Linked DNA regions of Homo sapiens: regions 1, 2, 3, 5 and 6 are each linked to region 4. Evidence: chromatin loops called from intact Hi-C (ENCODE). Cell type or tissue: gastrocnemius medialis. All regions are shown on one strand. Region 1 has its middle 78 kb from the start of ZNF608. Region 2 overlaps ZNF608 (zinc finger protein 608). Region 3 has its middle 98 kb from the start of LINC01170. Region 4 has its middle 160 kb from the start of ZNF608. Region 5 overlaps LOC124901056 (a long non-coding RNA gene). Region 6 overlaps LOC107986391 (a long non-coding RNA gene).

The links. A loop is a pair of places that touch in the nucleus more often than their neighbours do. Peaks named below come from ENCODE experiments on the same cell type or tissue, not always from the same donor. Only the 100,000 strongest peaks of a DNase experiment are listed, where the experiment ranks them.
Region 1: it touches region 4 in a loop (2.9-fold over the local background); 3 of 110 quality-filtered maps call a loop at or near these places.
Region 2: a loop joins it to region 4, with 4 times the contacts of the local background. A loop is called at or near these places in 30 of 110 quality-filtered maps.
Region 3: it touches region 4 in a loop (2.0-fold over the local background); 3 of 110 quality-filtered maps call a loop at or near these places.
Region 5: a loop joins it to region 4, with 10 times the contacts of the local background. A loop is called at or near these places in 7 of 110 quality-filtered maps.
Region 6: it touches region 4 in a loop (4-fold over the local background); 5 of 110 quality-filtered maps call a loop at or near these places.

Annotation. Positions count from the first base shown.
Region 1 is chr5:124,822,587-124,826,586 of GRCh38, reverse strand. No RefSeq gene overlaps it. Among named protein-coding and RNA genes, the nearest start is that of ZNF608, 78 kb to the right of the region's middle. In gastrocnemius medialis, no CTCF peak of the experiment used is centred here; a DNase peak (open chromatin) is centred at 1,546; H3K27ac peaks cover 709 bases.
Region 2 is chr5:124,650,229-124,654,228 of GRCh38, reverse strand. All of the region lies in intron 3 of ZNF608 (zinc finger protein 608), which reads left to right. Among named protein-coding and RNA genes, the nearest start is that of ZNF608, 94 kb to the left of the region's middle. RefSeq lists an enhancer at 2,146-2,195. In gastrocnemius medialis, no CTCF peak of the experiment used is centred here; a DNase peak (open chromatin) is centred at 2,448; H3K4me3 peaks cover 2,113 bases; H3K27ac peaks cover 4,000 bases.
Region 3 is chr5:124,534,286-124,538,285 of GRCh38, reverse strand. No RefSeq gene overlaps it. Among named protein-coding and RNA genes, the nearest start is that of LINC01170, 98 kb to the right of the region's middle. In gastrocnemius medialis, no CTCF peak of the experiment used is centred here; a DNase peak (open chromatin) is centred at 1,885; H3K27ac peaks cover 2,328 bases.
Region 4 is chr5:124,905,366-124,909,365 of GRCh38, reverse strand. No RefSeq gene overlaps it. Among named protein-coding and RNA genes, the nearest start is that of ZNF608, 160 kb to the right of the region's middle. RefSeq lists an enhancer at 2,275-3,059. In gastrocnemius medialis, no CTCF peak of the experiment used is centred here; DNase peaks (open chromatin) are centred at 2,095, 2,445 and 2,805; H3K4me3 peaks cover 249 bases; H3K27ac peaks cover 2,482 bases.
Region 5 is chr5:125,483,221-125,487,220 of GRCh38, reverse strand. The region is part of intron 8 of LOC124901056 (a long non-coding RNA gene); the gene reads left to right. Among named protein-coding and RNA genes, the nearest start is that of LINC02240, 8.0 kb to the left of the region's middle. In gastrocnemius medialis, no CTCF peak of the experiment used is centred here; DNase peaks (open chromatin) are centred at 1,880, 2,370 and 2,810; H3K4me3 peaks cover 838 bases; H3K27ac peaks cover 2,417 bases.
Region 6 is chr5:124,954,317-124,958,316 of GRCh38, reverse strand. All of the region lies in intron 3 of LOC107986391 (a long non-coding RNA gene), which reads right to left. Among named protein-coding and RNA genes, the nearest start is that of ZNF608, 210 kb to the right of the region's middle. In gastrocnemius medialis, no CTCF peak of the experiment used is centred here; a DNase peak (open chromatin) is centred at 1,636; H3K27ac peaks cover 1,378 bases.

The DNA of each region.
Region 1 (4,000 bases), 83 kb after region 4:
TAGCATAATTATGCTGCATTTGATATTTTGTGGGTAAAAGCATTTAATTTGTAAATATGTAAGTTTCTAAATTACTTTAATGTTTATAAGCCTGTCTTAGTCATTCTCCATTTTTAAGTTAAACCAAGTCTATCAAAAATACAAGGTAGTCTTGGTCTCTCTCCTGTGCTCAAATAACTTGGCCTAATTATGTGGTTGGCTTTACAGACAACTGAAAAACCGTGTATAAAGATTATGCATTTACTTTTTTACAGAAAGTTGAATTGTATGTCTCTTACACTACTCTTGCCATACTCCATCTCTCTCATCACCCTTCCCAAGTCTAACTAGCAAAAAGTTAAGTTACATAAAGTAATATTTTAAAGCTAGTGGGTCTGTGCATTCTAAATACACAAGACACTGGAATGGCCTATCAGTTCCTCTTCTCCCTCCCCATCCCCCACTTTTATTTTACTCTTTTGAGAATCAGTGAGGCCACACTTACTGAGTGTTACTGAGGCTTTTCAGGCCACTTGAATATCTACATCATAGCAATATTGCACCTCAAAGAAACTGTTCTCAGCATAGATGGGAAAAAAATCACTCACTTGAGCAAATGATCGGACAAAATTGTACAAAAACATTTTTAAAACTGCTAGGGTTTGAACATTTATCCCCTCTAAAACCCACATGGAAATTTAATTCCCAATGTGGCAGTATTGACAGGTGGAAATTTTAAGTTGATTGGGTTATAAGGGCTCTGCCATCCTTAATGGATTAATCTATGTATGGATTAATGGGTTCATGGATTAATGGGTTATCACTGGAGTGGGACTGGTGGCTTTATAAAAAGAGGAAGAGAGACCTGAGCTAGCATGCTCAGCCGCCTCACCATGTGATGCCCTGCACCACCTGGGGACTCTGTAGAGAGTCCTAGCAGCAAGAAGGCTCTCGCCAGGTGCAGCCCCTAGATCTTGGACTTCTTGGCCTCCATAATTATAAGAAATAAATTCATTTTCTTTATAATTTACCTAGTTTCAGGTATTCTGTTATAAGCAACAGAAAGTGGAAGAAAATACAAACAGTTGCAAGCATAGATAGTAGTGGAAAGATATATCTTTGTGGTGAATATTTCCCCAATTCAATTCTCAATGACTTCACAATGTGAATGGGTGCTGTGTACTTCAGCTTCCGTGTTTAATGTGCTTATTTGTAAGATGTAAATCATATATACCTCATGGGAGTTGTTCGCAAAATTCAATAAAAATAACCTGTTTACCAAGCAGAGCCCCTACCATGCAGAAGATACTAAATCAGTTATTTTCCTCTCGTCCTCCTTAAAAATTAGTTTCAAAATCCATTTCAAATATTCAAAGCTACTTGTAGACTCCAAAATCTACATTTAAATCAAGAAAACACGGTAAAAAGGTGGTCAATAATGCTGACCCTTAATGAAAGTACCACACTGTTTTGAGAGTATAGATCCCCTCTTCATGGATTTTGTGTCTCATAGCTTCTTATTGCAAGTAAACAAGAGCCTTTTGTGGTAATCTCTCCCACGTGAGCAATGGGAACAGATTGTTTTCAATCTAACACAAACAAGAAATTGCTTAAGTAAAGGTAGTGACTGTATGAATCATAAACCACTTTCTCAGATAACAGCCATTATGTAAGTCTGTGGATAAATTTGACAATTTTTATTTCATTGCCTTTTGACAGCCCTTTAGAAGGGTTTAAGAGAACAAGATCTGACTACAGCTTTCAAAAATTCATCACTGAATATTTGTTACCCTTGCTCCCTGTGATAGCTGAAGAACTAAGATAATGCCCTTCAAATGGAGATAAATTACAATCTTTCAAAAGATTATCACGGGCTTAATCGAGTTTGCTCCAGCAGCTGAACAGCCTGTGACCTTGTTAGTTACACAACAAACATATCTGTTACTTTATGTTTCTATAGGTAGCGGGGTAGAACCTTTAAACTACATGTTTTCTGTATATAAAATGACAGATTTTTTTAGATAAAACAGAAGATGTTTTATTTTAAAAGAATATACCAAGCTACTTCATATATTTAGTGTAATTTTTTAATGATTTGTGTTGAAATAACTTCAGAATTACCAAAAAGTTGAGAAAATAATATAAAGACTATATGGATACCTCTCACTCAGATTCCTCAAATGTTAAAATTTTATAGATGTGTAGTGTGATTTAAAAGAGGACGATGATTCCTGATTCAGAAACAGGAGTCTTGTATAATTCTGTGATAACATATTATATGTCTAATAAAGGCATAGGGATTTCACATTGAAAATAATTTAGGAGAATGTTAGAGAATCCACATTCTCAATTTCTTTGAAAGAAATCAACTGACAACTTTTACATATAAATGTAACTAACTGCAGGTGTATGAACACATCCCAGCATATGGTCCAGTTTATGAAAACTACAATACTACATCTTGGGAAATTAAAGTACTTTTATCCTGAATATAATGTTACAAATAGCATGGAAATCAGCACTTCGGGTGTTCCAGGATGTCAGCACATCAGCAGTTATACCAGAGTGCCAGCCTTCAACAGAAGGGAGGGAGAGTTTGAATGGAATTAATTATTAAATGGTAACATTTAATCCTAGATCCTTATTATGAGTGCCAAGAGAAAACATCTGTGGGTGCTTAGAACAGACAGATTTGGAGCATCCATACAGATTCTGCTAGGTTTGATGAAACCTCCCAGGGAACAAGGTGATTTGGGAAGCTAAACATTTATTCTCCCACTTACACTCATAACCTCTCTGGAAATAGATGAGTCCGTGGTACCAAGAATGACTTTATGACTTACCCCATGTGGCAGAGAAGAAAAGGAAAGGCGCTTCCTTTCCACTTTTGCCGTGTCAGGGCTATTTGAAACGAGTTCAGTGTCCATGGAAGAAAACTAAATATCACTGTATTGGACAATCTAGCAGCAGCTGCCATCTGTATGACAATATCCATTTATTCTGTTCCCTGCCACCTCTTGCATCTCTGTTGCAGTGTTCTTTTGTAAGTGTTCCTGACATTTTGTTTATCTTTCTTTTAAACATTCTGCCAAGATTATGTCTGAAAATGAGGGGAAAAAAAACCCTCCATTTTTCACTTGCTAAATCTGTTACAAGGGAAACAATTCAGTGCCATTCTCAAAATACTAAGGAGCTTTCAAGATACTGAAAATTCTCCAGTAAGTTGCCAAGCAAAATCAGGGCTAGAGTATAAATGTGAAAGGGACAAATAAGTTCTCATACATGATGCTAGTTGGATGGGATCAAACTCTTAATGGATGGCCTATTCTCTCCATTGTTTAAACGGCAGGCTTAAATAAAAACACATTTTCCCTCTTAGCCTCATAAGTAGACACATATATATAAACACTTTCTATACTTCTTAATGAAAGAGAGTCCTTTCTGAGGTACCTGAAGAAATTTAAAAATTTAGTATTAAAATTATTTTGATTCACAAATCATAATTGTGCACATTTATGGGGTACAATGTGATGTTTTGATATATGTACACAACATGGCATGATTAAATCAAACTGATTCACATATCCATCATCTACCTTCCCTATCATTTTTTATGGTGAGACGTATGAAATTTACTCTCCTAGTTATTATTAACTAGAGTCACCCTGCTGTGCAATAGATCTCAAAACCTAACTTCCCTGTCTCTCTGAAACTTTGTACCCTTTAATTAACAATTCCACATTTCCTCCATTCCCATCCTTTTACCCCACCCCAGCCGCTGGTAACCATAGTTCAACTTTATTGGATCCCACATATAAGTGAGATCATACAGTATTTGTCTTTCTGTGCCTGGCTTATTTCACTTAGCATAATGTCCTCTAGATTCATCCATGTTGTTGCAAATGACAGGATATCCCCCCCCCTTTTTTTTTAAGGCTGAGTAGTATTTCATTGTGTGTATATACCACATTTTCCTTATCCATTCATCCACTGATGGACACTAGGTCATTTCCATATCCTG
Region 2 (4,000 bases), 260 kb after region 4:
GCAACATACTGAGAGCCCATCTCATTAAAAAAAAATAGGAAAAAGACAGTGAGCAGGAGGTGGGGAGAATGCCAACATGGTCATTATCCTTGCCTGGATGAAAGGCTGTTGAGTGGATGATGGGTGGACTGCATCTGCAGGGTATCAGGAGGCTCAGCCAGGACCAAGGTATTCAAAGACAAATTTAGTTTAACACAAGGAACAACTTTTTAACAAGATGGCTGGAAAATAGGCAATCCTGGGGGAGTGCTGGTGAAATCTTCTATCAGTGATGAAGCTGGAGAGAAAAAGGACACACACACACGCACACAAAGTCCTGAGGGTGTTGCACCAACAGTGCAGTTGGCTTCCTGGTCTTATAGCTATTGCGCCCTTGGAACTTTGGCCCATCATGGTTCTTTACGCCTCTTACTATCTTGCAAGCTTTAGGCTTCTACTCCTATTGCCAGTTCTTTGGAACTTCCATATTTCTCATTCAGATTCCCAACATAAGTCCCTGTTGGGCTGGCTGCCTTTGCTCCAGGTGCCCATCACTGGTCCAGTCAGATGGGGGCAGGGTTAGGATCACTGGTCTAGGTGGGGGCACCATGAACATGAAATCCAGGGTCTAGCCTGACGTGATAGCATAAGGGGCCTACTGTAAAAATGCAGGTAATAGACAAAACTATACTTCCACTTGTGCATCACAGTGTATGCCTGTGTCTCTTCTGTTCTTTTCATGCACAGACTCTTGAAGTACAGAGTTTGGATGGAGCTCCAAGTAAAACATGGTTGATTCCATAGCACTAAATAGGCACCTAATGTGTACCCTGTAGACACACACAATAAGTGTTTGTTGGGCTTGACATCTTCCTGGAAACCCTTTACAAAGGACATAACAGAACACTGACTGAAATCCTTATGAGGTCTCAGGCTTTTTTGGCTTGAGGAAGTAACAGGCTCAGGTTATATAATAAAGACCTTGTTCTTATTAAATGTTCTGTAGGTAATAGGCCTTTGGGGGCAGCATCTTAGACAAAGTGTTAACAGTACAAAGAAGAAAGCTGTGTGTGGTCAGCACACTCTCAAACCATCCATTGTACTCTTCAGCTGTATTCTTACTTTATTAGTAATAAGCCTCAGATGAAATGTTACAGGGCATTAGCTCTCTGACAAAGGCCAGGCCCAGTCCATGGGTGGAAAGGGAAGAATAATAAACCTGGTAGAATACTTGAATATAAAGATGAAAAGTACCTGTATAGAACGTCCCCAACACCTAGCTCACTGGCTAGATGTTTGAATAAATGTGCGTGAAAAGAAACTAATCTTTCTGGAATAAGTGTACACTTATTTCCAATTCACATGTGAGAAATAGAACTTTATGCCCAGATTTATAAAATACAAATTTGCACTTTTAAAGAACTAATTTTCATCATGGGCATTTATGCCTTCAGTAAGTGTAGTCTGCTTTATGTGACTGTGGGTTATAAAATGTTCAAGATTTTGAGATTTCAGCAAAATGATAAATCATTTACAAGTTTTAGAACCTAAACACCGCCTTTATACTTGGCCCTTCACAATGGGGTGTTGTCTAAACATAGACCTTCTTACAAAGAAACAGTACACTGTGTAGTTTATATGAGAAACATTCCTTAAGCCTTCATTCCAATATAGAGTGGCAGATTTGGCTGTGTAAACATGTGCCTGTATATATTCGGATGTGAATTGTGGGCAGATTTAAACACTCTGTGGCATTGTGAAGCGGCTCGTACATATAAAGAAAGATAGACACAAGCACACATATTTAATTAGCACTGCTTGATGGAGACTGTTCAAAATCTCCTTGGGTGTAAAGCATTTGTTTTGAGCATTTTAAATACGGAGTGCTTCTGGAAAAATAAGGGTTACTTATTTAGGCCCTTTGAGGTTGAAAATGGATTTTTCTTTCCAGGACTTGATTCCTTCCGAGTGCAAATAACAACGGCATCACTTGTACTTCGATAAGAGGTCTGCTTGTGTGGCTTCCAGAAAGAGCAGCAGGAGATGTGAATAATTTTACAGTGAGGAAGTTGCAACTGCAGATTAGCCTTTGTGACAGCTTCAACCTGTGGCCCCAGATAACCAGTGATTAATTGCCTGCCCTGGGTCCCTTCCTTTTTTCAGACTCCAGGTTTCCCTTGAGCCTGTATTGAGACGGTGAATTTCGTTCTGAGGGTTCTGCGTGGGCCGGCGTGTTGTGTGGAGCCGCGTGGCGCGGGGAGCGCAGCACGGTCACGCAGACCGAAGCTTTCACTGCACGGCCGGACTCGTTAGTGCGAATGAGCCTGTGTCCCGCGTGCACCGAGGGAGCCGAGCAGCGCAGGCGGCCCTCTAGCCCCGCACGGCCAGCGCGCCGTGGGGGATGCGTCCCTTTGCCTCCGCCACGCTCACCTCTACCCGACCGCTGCCTCTGTGCTCCGGGCGGCCGCCTCGGCCCAGCCAATCAGACGCGAGTGCTCGCAGCGGGCGCCGGCCAATCCGCGGCCAGCGTTCTCTGGAAACGCGAAACCCTTAGGGGAAAAGCAATAACAAAAGCCTTTCACTGCAGACAAATGTTAAGTGTCTGTGCAGACTTTTCCTGTTTTTAATTTTATTACTGCAAGAATGGAAGGTTTGTTGTTTCTTTCATGTTTCCTTTCAAGCAATTTTAATTATATATTTGTGCTACATCAGGGACTCTGGAACGCAGTGATTCAGCCTATTGGATCTAAAGCTAAAATGCAGTAACCTTCTGGCAGTACAGATATATTCCTGCACTGTAAATATAGCTGACATGCTAAAGAATTTTAAGCAGCTGCAAAGGTCTTTGACACCACACACAGTGCCCCAGAGAGAAGATGATGAGAAAACCAGCTCAGTCTTCCCCTTTGCCTCCTCTCCCACCCCCTCCCCTTTCCTGAAGGGATGTGTTCATAAAGAATCCTTTCCTCCAATTGTTCTGTCTTGTGCAGATTTTGACCAAATGCCTAATTACCATGGATTCTCATCGCAATAGGAAATTTTATACACAATGGTTTTAAAAAAATTTCCTGAGGGAATTTCATTGGAATCAGCTATGATTTGAGGAAATACTTGCTTTGCTCCATCCTAGCCTTTCCCCTGCTAGCCTATTGCTACAGTACACTGAATTAACACAGAGTAAATAATTCAGCTGTTGCCTAAGTAATAGCAACATAGACCATATGGGAAACAATTTTAAAATCTCCTTTTGAGACTTTGGAAAGAAATCGTTCTCCATTACTTGAGTCCCAACCATTGAAATATTTTACCTGCTGTTAAAAGGTTCCCAAGGAAATGAGTCTTACCTTGTCAGGTTTCCCTTACTGTAAAGGAGCCCACTACAGGTTTTCTGTAAAATTCACAATGGCAATGGTAATGCAAGTGAGCAAACTAGCTAGAAACAGATTTTGACTAATGTCTTCTGGTGCTTCCAAGAAAGAGTAGGGGTAGATGCAGAAAAGAAAACAAAGGCTCAGTTAAATATTTTATTTCTTTACCCTAATAATTTATGTATGTCTCAAAATCAAGGTTCTATTAAAATATGCTTTAAAGAAGTGATTTTTGTAATTTGGCATTTGTCCTCTCAGAAATAAAGAGGATATTATATTTTCTCTGTGACATTTGGTATACTAAGCACACTTAAGTTTAGTAATTCACAGATGCAGTGCTAAATTAAATTGTCTGTCTGAAAAGCAGTTGGAAAAAGCAGAATGGCTTGCAGGAAACGAGTGTGTTAGTTTTGAGATTTCTTTTCTAATCCTCTGAGGCAAATGCGTACCAAAGTTGACTCCAAAGATAACCCCAAGAGTAAATCTATTGTGCACATTTGTTTTCTTAAGAGGGCTATTTTAGGAGTCCTTAATATGAAACAAAACCAAACACTGAAACAGATACGGTACCCAGGCTGATTACTGTCTCACAAAGTCAAAGAGGGGAGGATTAGGGAAGTGAAATCGTAGTTGATTGTCTGCTATCTGGACTC
Region 3 (4,000 bases), 370 kb after region 4:
ACTGAACAGTATTCTTAGAAATCTGACATATGGCACATGAAGGCAAGCTTGGAAGCTGGGCAGAAAAATTGTCCCCATCCTGGCATTTTATCTTGCCATGTGCAACCTATGGGAAAGGTGGAGCTTGATGACATAGAATCAATATGCCTTTTCCATGTTTATGGGGATTGCATCCCGTTTTCTGACTTCCCAAGTAAGCTTAGTTCGTGCTGATAACATAATGGCAGCCATTTTTGCCCACCATCACCACTGAGGTGTGGTAGATTAAGAAGGGTATAATGGAATAGAAAGTGAAGGAGGCAGAGAAGAGAACAGGGGTGTGGAAGGGAAAGAAGAAATAGATAAATAAATGTGGAAAAGGTCTGGTGTAAAGAATTAAAGGGTCCTGGAGAGTTCTCGAGCTAATCTGGCAGCAGTAATGGCCTGGCTTCTGAGGTTAATTGAAAGTTGATGGAGTTGCTGAACTAGAAAATTTCCAGAATTATGAATGTTTTTTCTTGTTTGTGTAGATCCAGGACAGCATGGAATTTATATCTTTTTTCTGTGTAAAATAATTGCCATATCAGCAAAAAGACTCATTTATTAAAATCTTGCTATGGTGAATTGTTTGACAAACTGTTGGTTTCTGCTCTGGTGTTTTCTATAAAGAACAAAAGTGACTCAGTGCTCCACATTCTTTGATTATCTTAACATAAGCCTAGTGCGACATGGTCGAGTTCAACACCATGACTGTATTAGACACGGGCAGGCAAATTCACTGGCCATAAAATAGTAGTGGGGGTTTCTCTGTAGGTAAAAACAGTGGTAATTGTATCCATCACAGAGGGCAGAAAGTGATTGTACACAGGGGTCAGGAGAGCAATCTGCCAGCCCAAACCTCATGGCAGCACTGGACGGTGCGTTCATTTTAAGCCTGCTTCCCCTCCTTTGAAGCCGGAAGTTATTGGCTACTGCCGGAGGCCTGTTATGACCATGTGAGGATCAAAAGCCCGACTAGGGGTGGGAAATCCTTTGTTCCTGGCTCTCTCATAATAGTTTTTTCCTTTTCTTTGACTGAGAGAAGCAAGTCAAATAGGATTATCCTAATGGAACAGAAGTGTTTTATATAAAAAGTTCAAAAAAGAAATCCAAACAAATGCCAATGTCTTTCATTTACTGAATACTGTTTTATTACAGAGCCAAAATGGAAAATATGTTGGTGGCCAGAGGGCCATTTTCTGAGGCTCTAAAGAAACTATCCTTTCTCAAATTATGACTGATTAACAAGCAAATGTAATGGTCTTTTTAACCACAGTAAATAAGTAAAACAAATGTTTTTTCCCAAACTCAAAGTCTTTAAAAATACAGACTTCCAAGACTGGCCTCTTCTCAAATTACTTTACTACAACTCCAACTTGTTTCAATTGTTGAAAAACTGAAAACCATATGCCCTAAAATGAAAATATACACTTAAGTGATACCTTCAGGGTATAATAAAGTACAATATAGGTGCAAAAAGCACAATGCAGTGGTTAAAAATATACAAGCACAACGGCAAAGTAATAAAATAACATGATTATAGTTATTTTCTGGGCACCATTGTTTTAGAGAGGAACCATCTCCCACTTAAATAACACTAACTTCCTGATCATAAGGCATTTGCTGACATGGATTCTGAGCACGAGATCATTTCCCAACAACTCTCTTTTGTCTGCTTGGTTATGAAGAATGCTTTGGTGGGGACAGGAAGTTCCAATGAATGTGTGAGGTTCATTTTTGGAAAAACGAGCAGTTATTCTTAGAAATCTGACATCTGACACATGAGGGCAAGCTTGGAAGCTGGGCAGAACAAATGTCGCCATCCTGGCATTTTATCTTGCTATGTACAACCTATCTTGGCTGTGTCAAAACAAAGGACAGACCCAGGAGTGTTGTGGGTATAGGTAGGCTTTCTTCAGCAAGGGGCTCGGCAACGTGCTTTGGTGAAAATCCTGGAGGTGTGGGTAGGCTTTCTTCAGCAAGGGGCTCGGCAATGTGCTTTGGTGAAAATCCTGGAGAGAGTTTGGCTATCTCTTGAGCTGCCTCCAGAGAGCAGGTTTATAAAGAAGGTACTATTTATTTATTTATGTGAGATGGAGTCTGGCTGTGTCGCCCAGGCTGGAGTGCAGTGGTATGATCTCAGCTCACTGCAACCTCTGCCCCTTGGGTTCAAGTGATTCTCTTGCCTCAGCCTCCCGAGTAGCTGGGATCACAGGCACACACCACCATGCCCGGCTGGCTAATTTTTTTGTATTTTAGTAGAGATGGGGTTTTGCCGTGTTGACCAGGCTGGTCTCAACCTCCTGATCTCAGGTGATCTACCTCCCAAAGTGCTGGGATTACAGGTGTGAGCCACCATGCCTGGCCTAATTTACTCTTGCCATTAAAATTTATTGGCTGGGTGTGGTGGTGGCTCATGCCTGTAATCCCAGCACTTCGGGAGGCTGAGGTGGGCAGATCACGAGGTCAGGAGATCGAAACCATCCTGGCTAACACGGTGAAACCGCGTCTCTGCTAAAAATACAAAAAATTAGCTGGGTGCGGTGGCAGGCACCTGTAGTCCCCACTACTCGGGAGGCTGAGGCAGGAGAATGGCTTGAACCGGGGAGGTGGAGCTTGCAGTGAGCCAAGATAGCGCCACTGCACTCCAGCCTGGGCGACAGAGAGAGATTCTGTCTCAAAAAAAAAAAAAAGAAAATTTATCTGGGTAGCTGGCTGCCAGTTTCTGTTTTTTCAGCAATTTAGGTAGAAAGTGAGGAATGGGTGGATTGCTAGATGGATATATGGAGTAAGATAAATCCTACCATTTTTTTTCCCAACCTCCATGCCATTTTAGTATTGGTAACACCAGGGTAAAATGATGAGCTACAACAGCCTGGAAATGGGAAAGGTATGCAGGCATTTGGGCATGGACAGTGGTGCCCTGCTTTGGCCTTGATGCTGTGGTTTATGGATTAATTTTGTAATTAACGTATAATACATAATGTATAGGCTATTTAGTATATTGTGAAAACGAGTGGTAGGGAGAGAACACGAAAGTGTGCCAGGTCATGAGGGAGATTTTTGTGTGTGTTTGAAGTGGCCTCCCTTGAGGCAGGTGGTGAAGCAAGACCAGAACAAATGGGAGGGTGGAGAGGCAGGGTGAGCTAAGGTTTCCCTGTAGAGAAGGCAGCTCAGTCTAGAAGAGAAATCTTAAGGCAGAGGATGAACTCAAGGGCCTATAGGACCCAATGCTAATGGGGGTAAGTGCCAGAGGCCTGGAGGTAAACTGGATGTGAATTGCAGAATACATGAAGGCCAAAGTGAGCAGCCCTGCTACTTGCAGCTCTGGACTCATGCTACAACACCAGAAAGCAGGCTAATGCTGCCAAAGAGAAGCTGGGAATACCGATTTTTTTATATGAATCTGCAGGTTTAAAAAAAATGGCAATTGGTTAGATTTTTTCTTAAACATTGCAAAAGCTGATTCAAGCTGTAGTGTTAAGTTTTGCTTTTGATTGCCAGTAAGACCTCTGTTTTGGTGTCTTAGTCCCAAAATGCTCACAGTCAGGTGATACGGGAGCAAGGCAGGAACACATCCCAGGTAGAAGTATCAGAAGGGGAAAAGACACAGGGGTAGAAAATAGCCTTGGGTAGGACTGGGGCACAAAGCCAGGATGTGAGCCAGTGATGATGGAGACAGCCAAAGGAGGGGAGCTAGATTGAAGGAGGATGGGCCCAAGTTACAGTAATCATGGGATCAAGATTTACAAGGGGGTGGGCGCGGTGGCTGACGCTTGTAATCCCAGCACCTTGGGAGGCCGAGACGGGTGGATCACCTGAGGTCAGGAGTTCGAGACCAGTCTGGCCTACATAGTGAAACCCCGTCTCTACTAAAAATACAAAAAATTAACCAGGTGTGGTGGTGTGAACCTGTAATCCCAGCTACTTGGGAGGCTGAGGCAGGAGAATCATTTGAATCCAGGAGGTGGAGGTTGCAGTG
Region 4 (4,000 bases):
TTAATTCATTTAAAAGAAATGACCTATTCTAGGTTTCCATCTGAACAATCAGAAGCCTCCCTTCTCCCAAACAAGAACGTCATTAATGAATATTCAACGGAAAGTATTACTTCATTGTCAGCTCTAATTGCTAGTTTTACCTTATTAGTAGAAGCTTTTCTGTGGCTGAGCCTGACATACATTTGTTTGCACACTGTTATTAGTCAAGACTCAGTGAAGTCTTGTAATTAACACCTCCACATTATCTCATGCAGTGAAAGCAAAGACAAAACCAGATGACTCACTTTGTTTCAGCTTTGCTCTTGTTTTCTGATACAGAAGCACTTAAGGAGAAGTGTAAGCTCATCAGAATGCCATATGGAGCCAACAGAAACCATAAAAGGGTTTTCAGGAAGCAGTGCATGGAAGTTCATTAAGTGAACAACACTATAATCAACATCCTGATTTGAAACTCTTACCGGCTACTAGTAAATTGTGCAGGTACATTACCTGCATCACACTCAGCGCCATCCAGGTCGCTGATGAAGGATCCATGTCCCCAAGAAGCAGGGGAGATAACATATTCTCCGTAAACATAATGAAGTTAATGATTCACATGACAGTTAAATAGCTTTCAGAAATCTTATCAGTTTAGAGATAAAGCAGACCAAGGCAATAAGTGTGTTTTAATCATTCCTACTATTGAAAACACTGTGACTAAAAGCTGGCTTCCAGCAGCCTATAAATGATATTTCCGTAGAAAATGGGGGAGGAGGAGTGGAGGAAATGTCAACAGTTCATATTTTAGTTTTATATTTGGGAAGAGCTCTTTCTCCAAATGTCTCTGTTAAAAATAATTTCTAGCAAAAGAGATTTGAGAAAGCAAGATATCACATTTTTTCCTTTTATAAACTTAGCCTAATTGTCTTATTTTTATTTTTAAATGCAAAAATAAAACACCAAACCTTAAAAGAAATACCATTATCTGAAATTTTAACAATTAAATATACAAAATCTGTCACAGTTTAAAAGAAATAATTGCTTACTTCCTGCTTGCAAGTGTTTCTTTCCTAAAATAATATACACAAGGAGAGAATCAGCTACAATAGGAAAGAGGAATAATATATATGTAATGGTATAATGACCTTCCAATTAGCAAGAACAGTATTCCCAAAGCAATGAAGAATCTGGGCATTAAATTAAAATCATTATTATACAGAATTTGCACGGCTTGAATGGTCAGATTGCAAATCTTATTTACAAGTGGAAACAGGCCAAAAATGTTATGGACCTCTATATACACGAAATTTCCAGTATTACAAAAGTAATCCATCAGAAAGTAACAATCAGGCCGGGAGCGGTGGCTCGCGCCTGTAATCCCAGCACTTTAGGAGGCCGAGATGGGCGGATCGTGAGGTCAGGATATCGAGACCATCCTGGCTAACACAGTGAAACCCCATCTCTACTAAAAATACAAAAAAAAATTAGCCAGGCGTGGTGGCGGGCGCCTGTAGTCCCAGCTACTCAGGAGGCTGAAGCAGGAGAATGGCGTGAACCCGGGAGGCAGAGCTTGCAGTGAGCCGAGATCACGCTACTGCACTCCAACCTGGGCGACAGAGCGAGACTCCGTCTCAAAAAAAAAAGAGTAAGTAACAATCAAAAAGAATGCCTACAAGTTGCCCGACTCTTCTGGAAACATCCTGGTGGGCTTGTAACTAACTGATCATGTCATAAGGAAATCACCCTTTCTTACAGGCATTTTACTTTGTCACCTTTATCATCCAAGTCACAACTCTGTGCAATATTGGTCTATCGTTCTGTGCCAGCACACAAGCTGGTTTATTTTTTTATTTATTTATTTTCATTTATTTTCACGACAGGGTCTCCCTCTGTTGCCCAGGCTGGAGTGCAGCGGCGTGTTCACACCTCACTGTAGCCTCCCACGCTCAAGAGATTCTCCCACCTCAGCCTTCCTAGTACCTGGGACTACAGGTGCCCGCCGCCAAGCCTGGCTAATTTTTGTATTTTTTAATACAGACGGGTTTCACCGTGTTGCTCAGGCTGGTCTCGAACTCCTGAGCTCAGGGATCTGCCCGCCTAGGCCTCCCCAAGTGCTGGGATTACAGACATGAGCCACTGAGCCTGGCCAACAGGCCAGTTTAAATGACTGAGTCACAAATGTTACTACACAGTTGCAATTTGGGAAAATTATTAAATTGGGCAACTTCATGGTAGAGATCCCAGGTATTCTATCCCAACCCCAGCAGTAACTTTCCGTAAAAACCAGCACAGGTTTCAGCAGACAGAACTTTGGCCAGCTCTGTATTTTGCCTCTGCCTAAAAATACTACCATTAAAGCATTTTCACATTTGTGCCACTGTGCATGTTTTGGCTTCAGGTGCCTACTTTGCCCTGTTGGTCCAGTGCTAGCCCTGAGGCTTAGGTTTCTGGCAAATCTATTGCACCAGAAGAGAACAGTCTGAAAATAGAAACATGGACTGTTTTGTCGCCATTGAATGGAAAGGCTAATAATAGCATTGCTTCATTGTTTGGCACTGACTCAAGGCTACCACAGCCAAGGAGCAGCGCGCCCTGCTGCAGTAACCAAATCATAAAGTTTCTCCAGGGAATGGTGCAGCTTTTCAGAACATGTTTTATATTCTGGGATTGCTCAGGAAGGAACTAGTTCAGAAGCCGTTTTGACATAAGTGTGGTTTGTTTCCAATTTAAAGGGAGGGGGAGGGGCTGGAGAGCCAAGCCAGGAGGTCAGTTGCAGAAGGGATGCAAAAATGTCGTTAAGGAGTTCCTGACAGGTGGTGATAGGGCTGTGGCAGTGCAGCCCGAGGCCTGGCAGGGAGTTTGTCCCTGTCAGGTTCTCAGTGTGCTCTCAGGGCTGCCTTCACACTCCTATTATGTTTATTTCTGTTGAACTTAAAGAGTGACCTTTTCAAAACTGCAGTGCATTGTTGACCCACATGCATTTTTGAGACCTAATTTTCCTGAATGCCTTCCTTGTTCCTGCATAAGAGAACTTTGTTAGAGAAAATGGGAAGAGGCTGAGGATAAAGAACACTGGAATGGAAATCTTTCAGGCATTGAATTCTGCCTGCTATTAATAATTTAGAAGTGTTTTTAATGCCCTGATATGGAAGGAAGGTTTTTTGACACCAAAGGCATCTAAATATTAATTTCAGAGGAATTGGTTGTTACAAGCAGTTAACATCCATTTTGTTAGTTGACCTCCCAAGGAAGGTTAATGCACTAAAATCTGGTCATTAAGTATAGTAACAAATGTTTTTTCAGGGAGGTTATTACTATCATAAACTCTAATCCATGGTTCACAGGCAGCAGCCTCTAGTGCAGTGCTCTGACTAATGAAGAATTAACTATTTCTGAGCAGTTAATAAAGATTTTTTTCCTCACCAATCAACATACTCTACATGATCCTTATAATTACTAAAAGCATTAAGCCCCTGGTATGAGTGCCCACATGTCAGACGGGAATTCTACTCTGAGTAAATGACAAATGGCAAACCTAATCCCATTTCACTTAATTTTTTCTAACATGTTCACTGAAATAAGAAATAATGGAATTCCTAAGTATTAGAAAAAGATGGTTCAGTCCAAAGCATTTGTTAAATGAGTATTGATGAGGTCTTTAGTCATATTTTATTGTGATGGAAGATTTTATACTCCAGTTCAGTTCTTGTTAGAATCAAGAAGTTAATTGGCTCCAAACAGGGGTTTTTACTTGCTTGTTTTGTTTTTCCTTTATTAAGAAGTGCACTCATCCACAACAACACAGGAGAGAAAGACTTGTGTGAGGAACACTAATATCTGCCTCATAACAATAAGAGGGAAAAGGTACAACCTAACCTTTCTAAAAAGCCTTGGGGCAGTGTTTTGCTTTTCAATGGAAAGGTCGTCCAGAATTAATTAAAGTCACTTTCCTGCTGAGGAGCAAGCATTTGACTTTACTTTGAAGGCTCAAAGAAAGTTGCTCATACTGATTTCTTAGAGA
Region 5 (4,000 bases), 580 kb before region 4:
CTCCTTCATTGTTATTATTAGTTAACTTCGAGTCTAGTTTTGGTGCAACACGAGAATTCAACTTTTCTGAGTTTTTAAGTAATATTTTAGTGGTAAAATTGGGATAATGACTATTTTCTTCACTCTGTTTTAAATCAGAATATTTTTATGTTTGGCCATATTTTACATGTTTTTTTTTTCATCACTTAATTTTGAATTATCTTTTGAAATTTTTTTCCAACTCTTCAACTTTCTCTATCCAGTTTAAGATCACTATATTTAATACTCCCTAATGTCTATAGTACTTGGATAAGCAAGATAAATAAAATCAAGGGCATAGCATTGGAATGTGAATTGCATTATGCATTGAGAATGATTCAGGATCTGACAAGCCAGATGAATACTAAAGCAGCAACAGAAATACTTTCCACTGGTATGTTCACAAATTCAGAAGACCACATCACATGCACCGAAGGCCACATTTTATGCCAGTCTGTTAAACTCTAAATGCAAGCTTTTAACATAAAAATGAAACAGGGAGTTACATGACTATGTAACCATATAATTTCTTCTTTTGTGTGGGTGCTTTTGTTTTTGTTTTGCGTTTAACCCAGTGAGTTATTACTAGTTTAATACCTTCTGTTGGGATAAAAGAAACAAAAAGGAGAAAGGACAGGTTAGCCTCTTAACACAGTCCCCAAAAAAGGACAAAAATGGAGCATCTTTCATCTTTCATGGTTATTATTTGTGAGACTATAATTAGATCCTCCAGAATAATCATTATAATTCATATACTACATATAAGTCACTCACTCTTTTATGACATAAAACATAATGGTCCTTTCTATATCTATGTAAATAAACCTCCCCCACCCTGTATCTTTAAGAATCAGTGTGACATAGCTCCAAAATTAGATACTCCATTAAATTGATGAGTAAATAAATTATAAAGATCAGCAATCCTTTCTAATTTATATGCTACTTAAAGGTGTTATAATGCAAAACTTGCTTGTAACATTTCCAGGCATTCCACTCATCTAAATTAAATACAATGCACATATTTGATGGATAGATTTGCTATTTATATTTATATATCAATGACTGCTTCCTTTACAAATGGCTAAACCACCCTCAAGTAAAGCAAACACAGAAAATGCATGATTATTCCACATTTTCAGCGAACCTATGGATGCATTTGATTTTATACACATTGGCAGAGTGCAGCCCTTATGTCTTGGAATAGGAAATTCACAAGCCGCCAAAGAGGAAGAGACAGCTCTCATTTTTTGTCTTTAAATACACTCTGTGTCTTTTCTTTGCGATTCATCCAGGCTTTTGCTTCTTATTTGTATTTTGTTTGTTCCTCTGTGAGTTGGAGGTTTTGTTTTTGTTTTCAATACTAAAGGGATGTCCATAAAAGGTCATATTACCATTGAAAATACTTAAGCTCTGTTTTTCCCCTTTCAGAACAATATATCACTTCATTTGCCTAAATTCACTCAGCTTTTGTGGGTTTTCACATGTGTTACTTGAGAATGTTGGCAGATCTGGAATTTTATGAGGAGAACTGCCCTAGAGGTTGCTTTTTTTCAAATCTTATGGAGAAGTTTCTCTCCACAGCTCTCCAGGCTCAGGTCACAAGCTTTCTTTGCAGCATGTCAGGAGGCAATTAGAGCATTTGTTCAGGCTGGAATGCCCTCTTCTCTCAGAGGCTGCTCTTACTGAATTTGTTGGGCTTTTAATGTAATGTTGAAATCTGTTCCTGCTTGACTCCTACAGCTGGTTTTGATCAGGCTCCTCTAAAGAGGAAGTTTCAATTAGCACAGCTCCAAATGTGCTCGGGAGGTATATTTTATGACTACTCAACTAACAGCACTCTTTGTTCCTAGTGGTGTGTGACTCCTTAACAAACACAGCCATTCGTGTGAGTCACGGAGTGACTTTATAGCAAGGCTAGGCTTTGCCAAAACCAGAAGAATGAGACAGCCAAATTGAATTAGTGGTTGAAACACATTAATTTATGCTAGATAAATGTTATTGTGGTCCCGTGGGCAAGTACTCAGGTCATAGGCTTTATGAACTATTTGCAGCAAGAGGGCTTGGTGGCAGTAAATCAGCTCTAGAGCAGGACTTTGCAGAGGACTTACAGCCACTTACTCTCCTGTTTCCTTAAATTGCCTCTGCCATTTTCCCCTCCTTCCACTGAGATAGCTCACCATTTCGTACACAGTTTGTGATATTTAACATATAAGCAGTTGGATTAATGATTTGTGTAGGCTTCGCTTGACTCTGGTTGAGATGTGGCCATCTATTATGCCTGTGGCCCTCGCCACAGGCAGCTGTGTGTTTATCATTCCAGACTACAGATCTCAGTGGGTACAGAGCTCTGGCTCAGCACCAGCTTTCGGAGTCCGTGCAGCTGTGCCGTAAATGGAAACCTTGATGCCTCAAACACAGCACACACAACCAAGTCCTGACAAGGCTGTTTCTCTTCTGGGAAGGAATTAGATCCACTTAAGGCTGGATTATTTCTAGAGTAAGAAAAGTAGAAATAAGTGTTTTCTGGCTGCAAATTGTGGCAAGTGAGAGATGATGCCAAGAAAGAATTATGCATAAATGATAGTGTTTAAACTTGTTTTTATGTGTTTAAATGTGTATCTGCCAAAAATCTGACAAGGCCTTCCTGTTGGCATTTTTTCAGAGAGAGACCACTCACACACCAAGCATTTTCTTAATAAAGAAATAATTGTAAATCACTAGCGTCTAGGCAGGTGATAACCAGTTGACCTTAAACATGATCTCTTGCAAAACCCGGGGAAAACAACGGGCTGGGTAAAGAGTGATGAATCACTGCCTCCCTCCCTCCAAACCACCAAAAATGCCAGAGCATCAGTCAAGTCCCTGGAAATTTAGTGCCATGAATAAGGGGCTAAGCTTCAGACTTACTTCTAGGTTTAAACACTCATGGAACCCTTCTTGGCTTGGCAATCTTGAGCAAATGGCTACTCTCTGTCTGTGTCCTCACATATGAAATGGAGATAGTGGTAATATCTACTTTTGCAGGGCTCTTTTTAAGATTAAAGAAGTTCATGAACGTAAGCCATTAACAAAGGGAATGAGGAACAAGGTTAGCCCTCAACAAACAATAGCTTGCGTTAATTATTGGTATTGCTGTTGTTACTGCTGTGGATCCAAAAGAAGGCCTTCTTTACCTTTTATTTTAATTCCCCAGTGGCTAGTGGAAGGAGCTGCTGGTGCAGTAGAGGTTACCTTTTCCTGGTATAATCTCTCCTTGTAGATGGAAGAATACCCAAGAGCCACTCACCATATTCTGTTCAGCCCGTTGACCTTGACCTGCCTAACCCTTTAGGCTTACACTGCTCTGATGTTTGCTTTTTATGTTTGAAGACAGCTGCTATGACATTTATCATAAATATTTAGCATACAGCAGAAAGGCTTGACACATGTCAGGTTCTCATCACATTTCTCCTGAATTCAATTTTGTGTTAATGAATGCCTATGTATGTGCTTAAAGCTCTATGTTTAGACTTTGGGATAAAACTTCCCCCAAATTCAGCACAATTTCCTAAGATTAGATAAATGATATCTTTTCCAGATTTAGAAAAAAAATGCTGTGTACCCTTTAATCCTGGAAAAACAAAAAGGAAAATAAATACAATCTAGCCTCGGGCCCTTTAAGTTTTCTGAATTAGTTGAATCCTACGTATGTTGCTCCAGCTCAGTTCTCAACTAAAACCCATTAAACTGTTCGGATTTAATGTATCTGTTGCTATGCATTCATTACCTGGTTACTTGGTTGATTTAAATTTTTAAAAAACACACAAATTTAGTCAAAACTTTTTAATCCATCTATGTGTATAAGCACATTAAAATATGTTTTTGTTCTGCTTCCCATTTTAAATTAGAGTTCCTTAAGAGCAGGTCCTGTGTCTTCTCAAACTCCAAAAAGTGTCTATAGCACCTTTTACAACATGTACCTACTGAATGTTAAATACAAAAT
Region 6 (4,000 bases), 49 kb before region 4:
TGAAATCCCATCTCTACTTAAAATACAAAAAAAGTAGCTGAGCATAGTGGCGGGCGCCTGTAGTCCCAGCTACTCGGGAGGCTGAGGCAGGAGAATGGCGTGAACCCAGGAGGCGGAGCTTGCAGTGAGCCGAGATCACGCCACTGCACTCCAGCCTGGGTGACCGAGCGAGACTCCGTCTCAGAAAAAAAAAAAGATTTTATTCTACTAGATGCCAAAAACCTGTGTTAAGTATGGCTCAAAGTACTGCCTTACCTCATACTAGAGGAATATTAAATATTCTTGATTTGTTCCTTTAGTAGCTGGCTATGATTTGTGAATGGTATGTCATTTAGATTTGGTTTTAAGCAACATAAACCAATTCTGACTTAAGCAAAAAGAGAATCTTATAGATCATAGGGAACAAATAACAAAATTAAAGGTAAGTTTCTGAGTAGCTAAGTTCTGGAGCTCCAGGAGCATGATCCAATAGCCACTCTCTTATAGGATGCCACTGCTGGGGTGAATCATAACTGCAATATCCAAACTTCCTCTAGAAAGAGTCAGATTAGCAAAACTTCACTGAGGTGCCCATTTGATTAACAATTTTACCAACACTGCACATGATGGGGAAGTGATTGTTTTTCAAAGAAAGTATGGGATGTTGCTGGAAAAACAAACGGGACACTGGACAGGAGAAAGCAATAGATCTCCACCAGGAGCAACCACCTGAATACCGACTTTGAAAAGCTGAGAGTATTAATATTAGCACTGACAATAGAAAAATATGACCTTGCCTTTCTTTCCCACAAATCCCCTCCACAGAGATCGTCTACCTCTGAATACATTGTAAGAAAACCCAGAAATAAGGATGATATGTAATGGCAATGAGCATGTGCCTAGCTAGCTGCATTTAAATATTGGTTCAGTATTTGCTGACTTTGAAGGATTTGCCTGCCTTTTTCCTGATTGGGTACTGCTGCCACTGCTATTTTGTCACCTTTCTGAATTTCGGTATGATCTTCATTATTCATCTGCCCACAGACCTTCTCACCAGCTCAGGTGTCTCAACAATGCCAGACCCACATCAAAGGTTACTTAGCTTTAGTGTCCAGTGAATCAGCCAACTTAGTAAATGTGGAAATAAGCAGATTACCTGAGGTCAGGAATTCGAGACTTGCCTGGCCAACATGGTGAAACCCCATCTGTACTAAAAATACAAAAATCAACCAGGCGTGGTGGCAGGCGCCTGTAATCCCAGCTACTCCGGAGGCTGAGGCAGGAGAATTGCTTGAACCCGGGAGGTGGAGGTTGCAATGAGCCAAGATCACACCATTGCACTCCAGCCTGGGTGATAACAGTGAAACTCCATTTCAAAAATTAAATAAATAAATAAACTCCAACCTGACTATCCTCTAATCTCTGATGTCCAGGCCCTGTAACCTTAGCTATCATCATGAGACATCATGTTGGTCTTACTATATAAATCTCAGCAAAAACATTGTTATGATGCAATCAAGAAAAGTCTAGGTACAAACTAAGCAGCCTTTCAACTATGTTTGGGCATTCTGAAGGCTAGCCTGTTTTTCAAATGGCTCTCTTAAAGACCAAATGGGGAAAAGCCAAGAGCTCCGGGCAATACTTCAAAAGTCAACAGCTGCTGTGCACTCCCAGGCAATCCCAATTTGCCACTTGGCTGCTTGCTGATGAGCTGCTTGTATGAGTATTTGATAGCACCATAGTGTATTTCCCAGTTCACCCATTGACTTGTCAAGCTTTGGGCAGGTATCTGGTATCCCAGAAGTTTGGCTTCCCTGCAAAACAGCTTGTTATAAGGGAAAGAGTATTTGATTGGAAGTCAAGAGTCCAGTTTCAGGTCTGAACTGCTCCTAATTACATACATAGTATCGGGCAAGTCACTAAATGTCTTTGGGCCTTGGCTTTTGGAGTTTTGTTGTTATTAACATTTTATAATGTGACTTTCAAATGTACAAAGGTAGAAAGAATAGAATAGCTCATTCGATTACTTATTGTCTAGTTTCAACAATTATCAACTTGTGGTCAATTTTTATTATGCTGTAACTCAACTTCTGGGTTATTATAAAATAAGTCACAGTTCATATCATTATATCCATAAATATTTCATAGTATATTACTGAAAGATTAGGACTACTTTGCTTTTAAAAAGCCAAAATAACATTAAATACTAAAAAATTAACAATAATTATTATTTTCACATATCCAGTGTTGAAATTTCCCTGTCAAATTTTCAAAATACTTTTTGAATAAAATCTAAAAGATGTCCGTAACATTTAATTGTTAAAAATGTCTCTTAAGACTCCTGTAAACTATAGATTCCCTCTTTCTCTTCTGCTCTCACTCTCTCTTATTCTTTCTTCACCCCTTCCCCTCTTCTCTCCTTCAGTTCATTTGAGGAGAAGAGCCTAGGTCATTTGTCAATAGAGTTTCTCAGTCTGGACTTTTCTAATTGCTTCCTTGTAATGATATTGAATATATTCCTCTGTCTCTTGTACTTTCTATAGTTAGATCTAGAAGCTTGATCATTTCAGGTATTAAATTTTTGTAAGAATGCTTCTTAGGTGGTATTGTGTACTTCCGTTATGATGCATTTAATGTCTAGTTATTTCTCCTTTTGAGTTGTTAGCTGCCATTGATAATCATTGTCTAGATCCATTATTTTCATTAGTGGAAACCTCTTCAATTAGGCTACTTAGTCCCTGCAACATGACCCCTAAAGTCTTCAATAACTTTCTTCATTTCTGGAATGATAAAATCTTTGTACAGTTCCCCAAATCTGCATTTTTCCAAGGAATCCTGCTTTAGACATGGTTTTTACATATTCAAAATGAGAATTTATTTCTAATTTTCCTTATTAAAAATTGTGAATATATGCAAAAGTAAAGAAAATGGCATAATGAACTACTTATTATCTATGCATCACCCAGCTTCAACAATTAAAACCTCAAGTAAATTTTGTTTTATCTATATTCACAGCTACTTTTCATCCACCACTGTACCATTTCCCACTGAATTATTTCATGCGAATCTCAGATATCATATTATTTCATCTCAAGATATTTTGATGTATATCTGAAAGATCAGTACCATTTTCTTTAAATATAACCACAATTCCATTATCATACCTAGATAAATTAACAGTTCCTTAATATCATCAAATATCCAAGACAGTATTCAAATTTTCCTGATATTTGTTAAACGAAGTAAGTCTTTAGACCTGTAGAATTTCCACGATCTAGATTTTGTTAATTGCATATTCACAGTGTTGCTTAACATGCTCCTCTGTCCCTAGTTTAATTATACAGCTCTCAGCAACACTAATTCTTATGATGCAATCAAGAAAGTTAGTAGTTAGATCTGGAGTTCAATCAGATTCAGGATTTTTTCTTTTTTTTTTTTTCTACAATAACACTTGTTAGATGGTATGTACTTGAATTAGGAGGCCATAGTATCTGGCTATCTCTGTTTTGTAAAATTAGCAGTCATTAATCATCAATGCCTAGGCCTATGTTTGTATTATGAGTTGCAAAACAGTAATGCTGTAGTTATATCATTTCTTCTTCACTTCTTAACTAAATGTGTTTATAAAGAAAAATGTCCCGGGCCGGGTGCAGTGGCTTGTGCCTGTAATCCCAGCGCTTTGAGAGGCTGAGGAGAGAGGATCGCTCTCAGCACTTTGAGAGGCTGAGGAGAGAGAATTTAGGAGTTTGAGACCAGCTGAGGCAACATGGCAAAACACTTTCTCTAAAAAAAAATTAAAAATTAGCTGGACATGGTGGCGCGTGCCTGTAGTCGCAGCTACTTGGGAGGCCGAGGTGGGAGGATTGCTTGAGCCCAGGGGGCAGAGGTTGCAGACAAGATTGAGCCACTGCACTCCCATTGTGGGTGACAGAGTGAGACCTGTCTTTAAGAAAAAAGAAAGAGAAGTGCCCCTTTGCTAACTACTGGATTGCCCTGAGGTACAAGTCATTTTGGAAAGACA